Regions from separate parts of the Homo sapiens genome. Here region 1 is linked to region 2. Evidence: chromatin contacts called from ENCODE Hi-C or POLR2A ChIA-PET data. All regions are on one chromosome and are shown on one strand. The core of a region is the stretch at or near the end of the contact, and the rest is flanking DNA. Distances in the headings are between cores, read along the strand shown.

What was found. Hi-C counts contacts between places; a loop is a spot of excess contacts on that map. ChIA-PET counts read pairs that join two places held with the same protein, here RNA polymerase II (POLR2A). Pooled maps may share reads with other maps.
Region 1: a loop to region 2 is called in a map of PC-3, with 2.8 times the contacts of the local background. The contact joins two enhancer-like sites. A Hi-C loop is called at or near these places in 27 of 168 maps with a recorded cell type or tissue (B cell, CD4-positive, alpha-beta T cell, CD8-positive, alpha-beta T cell and 20 more), 5 of 37 single-sample maps with no recorded cell type and 35 of 50 pooled maps. POLR2A ChIA-PET finds 5 or more read pairs at or near these places in 17 of 52 experiments (A549, AG04450, BJ and 14 more).

What each region holds. Positions count from the first base shown.
Region 1 is chr3:37,219,066-37,222,763 of GRCh38, reverse strand. No RefSeq gene overlaps it. Among named protein-coding and RNA genes, the nearest start is that of GOLGA4, 22 kb to the left of the region's middle. Within about 2 kb of position 1,268, at least 2 of the 41 ENCODE cell types and tissues checked have a DNase peak (open chromatin) inside an H3K27ac peak, as active enhancers do; they include PC-3 and mammary epithelial cell, where a contact is called at or near this core.
Region 2 is chr3:37,182,086-37,185,812 of GRCh38, reverse strand. All of the region lies in intron 1 of LOC105377642 (a long non-coding RNA gene), which reads right to left. Among named protein-coding and RNA genes, the nearest start is that of LRRFIP2, 9.4 kb to the right of the region's middle. Within about 2 kb of position 2,297, at least 8 of the 41 ENCODE cell types and tissues checked have a DNase peak (open chromatin) inside an H3K27ac peak, as active enhancers do; they include PC-3 and mammary epithelial cell, where a contact is called at or near this core.

The sequences.
Region 1 (3,698 bases), core at 19-2,518, 38 kb before region 2:
GAGCCCAGGAGGTCAAGGTTGCACCTATGATTGCATCACTGCACTCTAGCCTGGGCAACAGAGCAAGACCCTGTCTCAAAAAAATAAAAATAAATACTATTGATAGCACAATAAGGTGACTATAGTCAATAATAACTTAATTGTATATTTTAAGACTATAATTGGATTGTTTGTAACTCAAAGGATAAATGCTTGAGGGAATGGATACCCCATTCCCCATGATGTGCTTATTTCACATCGCACGCCTGTATCAAAACATCTCATGTACCCCATAAATATATACAGCTACGATGTACCCACAAAAATTTTTTGAAGTCATAAAAAAATAAATAAAATTAAAATAAAGTAGCAATAACCAAAAACAAATTGTGGTCAACCATGTAAGAGGAAAGACTGAATTACCTTCTATTCTCTTTCTAGAAGATGGCGTTACAAAGTTGGTGTCATATGAAGAGATAACCAAAGAGTAGACAGACATAAAACATAGGAAAACATATTATAGAAGTGAGATGGGCAAGGTGGTTGGATTTCAAACCGTGCCAGATTACAGGCCACCCCGGGCACAGTGGTTCACGCCTGTAATCCCAGCACTTTGGGAGGCCAAGGCAAGTAGACCACTTGAGTCCAGGAGTTTGAGACCACCCTGGGCAACATGGTGAGACGCCCCCCCTCTACAAAAAATACAAAAAATTAGCCTGGTGTGGTGGTACGTGTCTGTGGTTCTAGCTACTCGGGAGGCTGAGGCAGGAGAATCGCTTGAGCCTGGGATAGGGAGGTTGCAGCGATCTGGATTCTGAGACTGCACCACTGCACTCCAGCCTGGGTGACAGAGTAAGACCTTGACTCAAAAAAAAAAAAAAAAAAAAGTGAGATGAACGTAGTGAAAAAGTGAAAATATAAACCCTCTTCTTTCTTTTTTGTATGACACAGTGGCTGGATGAGACAGTTCCAGTGGCAGCTTCAAGTTCTGTCCAGAGTCAGACCTCTGTCCCCACCAGTTCTCTTTGACATTCAGGCACTTTTTTCTAGTTCTTACTCATTGCACCAAGTCCCTTTCTCCCTTTGAGCCTGCTCTCTGAGCCTCCATTGTCTGCAATCTGAGCATCACTGGAGTGACTCACCTATCAGATATGTTTATATAGTTGGTATGTGTCTGAACTCTAGGGATTGTTAAGAAATAAAGGTGCTCCTTAGGAGCAATCTCAGGAGATTCTAAATTCCCAACGTGGATTAGCAAAAAAGGAGTGTTATCTAACCTCTCTGCCAATAGCATTGCATGCAGCTCATGTCTACTTACATACCATGGGTAGTAGTCACAATTGGTACTCTCTCCAGATACCTTTACCTGATGGTGAGTTTGGGGCTGCTATGACTGATGTGGCTAACGACTTTACCTATGAGCTTCTGTAGTCACTGAGCACTTGGCATGTGACTAAAGAACTGAGCTTTAAATTTTAACTCCTTTTAATTAATTTAAATTTAAATAGCTACATGTGGCTAATGGCTGCCATACTGAACAATACAGCTCCAGAACCGCCCATGGATCAGTCCAAAGCTAGACTTTGCATGCAACCACATCCTTGCTCATCTCTTTCCTTTTTCCTTCTCTATTTCACCTCCTGCTTTACTAATCTCCTGAGAGCATGACCTCAATAAATCATGTGCACTCAAATCCCTGTCTCAGACTCAACTTCTAGGGAACCCACCTGAGACACTGTGTTACAATTATTTAACAGTGAATTACAGAAAGCTTAAACCTTGAATCAAAAGTGCACATAAAAATTCAATGCCAGTCAGAATGTTTTTAGCAGAAGGTATAAAAGAGTCCCAAGCCCAACTGTCTTAAACAAAGAAATGTGTTATTCTGCACCTACGAGTCCAAGAATAGGACAGCTCCAGGGTTGGGTAATTCCATGGCTCAATGACACTTTCAAGAACCAAGTTCTTTCCATCTTGCTGCTCTGTCATTCTGCTGGGCAGGCTTCATTTGGGGGCTAGCTTTCCCCTTCTTGTTGCAAGGTGACTGCCCTAGTGCCAGCCTTCATATCTGGATACAACCATACTCAGAATAAGAAAAGACCATCTTTTCTTGTATGTCTTTTATTAGGAGCAAGAAAATCTTTCCCAGAAACCCCCTGCAGATTTATCCTCCATTTACTGGTCAGAGCTGCATCGCATGGCCTTGTCTAAACCAGTCCCTGCAAAGGGAAATGGGAAGACCATGATTGCCTTTGAACAATCAGGATCTACTCCCTGGGTCTGTGGCCAGCCTCTCCTGAAGCACATGGTTGAGCAGAGAAGGGTGGGTACCTAAACACAACATACCATCTGTTGTAGGGGTTGGGAAGCTGGATAAAATGAGTGTTTGGTAACCACAGTATCGGCTGGTCACAGTTTCTCATGCCTGTAATCCCAGCACTTTGGGAGGCTAAGGCGGGCGGATTGCTTGAACCCAGGAGTTCAAGACCATCCTGGGCAGTATGGTAAAACCTCACCTCTATTTTATAAAAAAAGAAAATTAAAAAAAAATTAAAAGATAACCACAGTATCAATTACACGTTTCTTTAGGCCAGCTTGTACAATGTGTTCTTTGAACCACCTACCCGAAGATCATTTAGGGGGCTTGTTAACATGCAGATTCTGAGGCCCAAAGCATTGTCTGATACATGTCAGGAGCTTAAAAGATACTTGTTGGTGAAATACTTTCTGGGAAGCCAAAAATAAAAATAAAAATAAAAATAAAAGAGATTTTTCGGAAGGAAGGAAGGGAAGGAAAGAGAGAGACCTTTTGAGTTAGAATCACCTGGCCAGGCACATTGGCTCATGCCTGTAATCCTAGCACTTGGGAGGCCAAGGTGAGCAGATCCCTTGAGGTCAGGGGTTCGAGACCAGCCTGGCCAATATGGCGAAACCCTATCTCTACTAAAAGTATAAAAAAATTAGCTGGGTGTGGGTGCACGCCTGTAATCCAGCTACTCAGGAGGCTGATGAAAGAGAATTGCTTGAACCCAGGAGGCAGAGGTTGCAGTGAGCCAAGATCACGCTCCTGCACTCTAGCCTGAGACTCTGTCTCAAAAAAAAAAAAAAAAAAAAAAAAGAATCACCTGCAGATGGTTTTTCTACTCAGTAATGCTGGAGAACCACTCACTTAAGCTGAAAACTAAAAATTCACCTTCAGTCCCTTCATTACCAGTCTCTTGGCAGAAGGGATGAAGAATGTGATCATGTTGCCACACGTATGCTGCTTTGCTCTAAAACTCTCAGTGATGTCAAGATGACAAGGGTGCTTATCAGTTGTACTTAACATACATTATTTATATGGCTTTCAGCTTTACTTGCTGAATCCAGGATTCCTGTTACAGCACCTCATGAAAAATAAATGAATGTGATAATGGCTTCCACTTTGTGGAGTAATATATTGAAAAACCATCTAAGAAGTTTGTGAAAAGCAGCATCTGGGATCATTTTTTTTTAATGCAATAAAAGATCTTGGAGGTGATTTTGGCATATAAAAAGCAGCTGTCACCAACAGGAAAGCCTAGCTGTTTATCTTCTGGACTCTAAATGGAGTCTGATAGAATGCTCACTCTCCAGTTAACTAACATTAATTGCCAGGGGAAAGGGAGCTTGAGAAGGGAGGAACTAGCTTTTTTTGTTTTGTTTTGTTTTGTTTTGAGGCAGAGTCTCACTCTGTCACC
Region 2 (3,727 bases), core at 1,048-3,547:
TCTACCATGGTTTTGAGCAGTAAGAAGCATAATTAGACTTTTTTTTTTGAGACAGGGTCTTGCTTAGTCACTCAGGCTGGAGTGACACGATCATAGCTTACTGTAATCTCAAATTCCTTAGCTCTAGTGATCCTCCTGCCTCAGCCTCCCAGGTAGCTAGAACTACAGGCACGTGCCACCATACGCGCATAATTTTTAAACATTTTTTTGTAAAAACGAGGTCTCCTTATGTTGCCCAGGCTGATCTCAAATTCCTGGGTTCAAGTGATCCTCCCACTTTGGCCTCCCAAATCATTGGAATTACAGGATTACAGCCCAGCCTAGATTTAATTTTTAGTTTTTTATTTTGATTCTGTCATATTGGTATTTGTCTTAGTCCATTTGGACTGCTATAACAAAATATAGCTTTTGTGGCTTATAAACAACTGAAATTTATTTCTCAAAATTCTGAAGGCTGAGAAGGCCAAGATCAAGGTGCCAGCAGATTCAGTGTCTGGTGAGGATCTGCTTCCTCATAGACAGCTGTTTTCTCATTCTACTATCACATTATGGACCAGGGAGGGGTGTCTCTTAGGCCTGTTTTATAAGGGCACTAATCCTGTTCATGAGTGCTCTGCTGTCATGGCCTAATCACCTCAGGAAGGCCCCACCTTCTAATACCATCACCTTGGGGGTTAGGAGTTCAACATATGAGTTTTGGCAGGACACAACATTCAGACCATAGCAGTAACAGACAATTTTTTTTTTTTTTGGAGACAGACTTTCGTTCTTGTCGCCCAGGCTGGAGTACAATGGCTCGATCTCGGCTCACTGCAACCTCTGCCTCCTTGGTTCAAATGATTCTCCTGTCTCAGCCTCCCAAGTAGCTGGGATTACCGGCGTGCACCACTACGCCTGGCTAATTTTGTATTTTTAGTAGAAACGGCGTTTCACCATGTTGGCCAGGCTAGTCTCAAACTCCTTAACTTGGGTGATCTGCCCGGCTCAGTCTCCGAAAGTGCTGGGATTACAGGCGTGAGCCACCGTGCCCGGCCGCAGATGTGGTATATTTCACGTTTGAGTATTTTTGAAAATAAAAATAAAATAAAATAACTGATAGTTCCATTCCTTAAACTTAACATTTGGGTGTGTTTTCTAGTATTTTTTCTGTATTTGTATTATTATTTGTGAGACGGGGTCTTGCTCTGTCACCCAGGCTGGAGTGCAGTGATGTGATCAAAGCTCACTGTAACCTTGAAATCCTGGGCTCAAGCAAATCCTGCCGTCTCAGCCTCCTGAGTAGCTAGGACTACAGGCGTAGGTCATCACACATGCCTGGCTAATTAAAACAAAAATGTTAAATGTTCATCTAGAACATATTGTTTAGTAACCTACTGTTTTACGTTAAAACATTATCCACTTTCTCCTACAATAGAAATTGTAATGGCTATAATACATGATTATTTCATTATCACATCTATTTTTAAGGAAACCAGGCCTAAATCTAGTTTCCATAATATTCTGATGAGCAGGACCACAGAGCAGTGATTTTGATCAGGATTGTGCCTGTTAAAAGCTGGCTACTCCATGGCATGCACAGCTCCAGGATGGGAGATTAACTTCAACAACCATTCATTTAGTTTGGTTTGATTTTCTGCCAGTCTCATGACCGACTTGAAGCACGTCCTAGAACAGAGAATGTTATGTTTGGTGTCCAAGGAAGCAGCAAACTAGAGGCGCCATCCCAAATTCTAGAATAATAGAGTCAACAATCGTTTCACACCAAAGTCATCCATTTTCTGAAGCAAATTTTGAACTAAAATGTTAAAAATGTTTTGTAAGGTAGATTAAACGTCATGTGGGGAAAATAACTTGTTAGTGCAAAAAGGAAAAGAAACTGAAAACAGACATATCTGTAGATAAATTTTCCTTTCAAGATTCTACAGTATAAATATCCATCTAAAAGATGAATTGGCTTCTTAAGCCAATTCATTGTCACTTGCTTCTGAAGTGTTTCCCAGGCACCTTAGTTATCAGCCACCCTGCCCCTAGGGTATCGAGGACAAATACGTTTCAGGTAGCTTGACAACAGGAAAGAATTTTAAGGACAAGAAACTACCTGCAATACCAGTTGGGAGTGTCCTGAAAAGTGATGTACTGAAATACTGACCCTTCCAGCTGGTTAACTTTCATAATCATGCATTTACTTTTCAATGGCAACTGAATATATGACTGCCTGATGATTCAGGGGAAAAAATGCAGTATTGTGTGTGGAATTGGAAGAGATTCAAAGTGAGTGCCATGGCAGTGACTAACTTCTTTCAAAAGCTTAAGGAAGAAACAATGCATAGGCCTTTGAGTTAGTTGGTGTAGTAAGCATTGTGTTTTCACCATCAGTATCCATTTCTATATTTTGGTGACAGTACTCCATTTTGTTCTTCCGGGAACCACTCCTCTCCTATAGTCCATGATCTTTGGGTGGACCAGAGGTAAAGCATATGACTCAAATTTGGCTAATCATAGCACAAGAGTTTTCCTTGCTACAGTAATTTGTTAAAGGATGGGAAGGTAACTCTCTATCCTTTAACAAATTACTGTAGCAAGGTAATTGGTTCAGTGAATCTAGGAGCTACTGGAAGGGATCTCTTGCTGGACTTGGACTGGAGTGAATATAGAACTAAAGTTTTTGAGAACTGTCTTGTTGCCACATGATGAAGTCTGAGTATAAGCCAATATGGAGAAAAGCTGATTGGGGTTTTTTTTGTTTTGTTTTGTTTTTAAAAGAAACAGGATCTTGCTGTGTTGCCCAGGCTGGAGTGCAGTGGCTATTCACAGGCACAATTGTGGTGCCATATAAGCCTTGGACTCCTGGGCTCAAGCTTCCTGAGGTAGCTGACATTACTACTACAGGCACAAACCTGGGCCTTTTTTTTTTTTTTTTTTTACCCCCCAGAAGGCTCTCTCTTTATTTGTCTGACCTGAAATGGGCATAAGTTGCAACAGATTGAAAATTCTAACTCTACCTTCATTTTCAGAAGTGTCTAAATTAAACATTTATAAGAAAATTGATGTTTTATAAAAACAAAAGACATGAAAAGCTCTGTATTCAAATATTTTTATTCTGTGAACATTGAAAATGCCTTCTAGGAATATGGCATTGCGGGGTGTATACAAAAAAATAGATCTTTTCTCAAAAAGCATGTAATCTGCTTGGGAAGACAAGAACATTATTAAAAAAAACCCTTTAGAACACAAGTGAGTTGTGGACAGTAATACATATAAATAATCTGAATGGCAGTATATAATAACTGATAACTATCTACAACCAAAACCAGCCTAGAACAAAAGCATGAGTAAGAGGCTTTAGGGTACACTTCTGAGCATTTTCTTTTAATTCTCAAGACATTTGTCCTTGTTTTCCTAATCTTTAGGTGGATTCATACATTTGTATTTCCTACCTGGTATTTCCTCTGAATTACTGACTTGTAATTCAAACACCACATCTGCTCCCAACCACTTCCTACCACTTCCACTGCTACCTGAATTATTGTTATAGCCTAACTGGTCTTCCTGCTCTCACCTTTGCTCCCCTAAAGTCTATTCACAATAACCAGTTTAAACTATTATTTTATTAGGAAAAATTTCAAACACACAGCAAAGTTGAAAGAATTTTACAGCAATCACTTCTGCATCCACCACTTATATTCTACCATTAACAGAATACTCCTTTAAATAATGGCAGATGTGT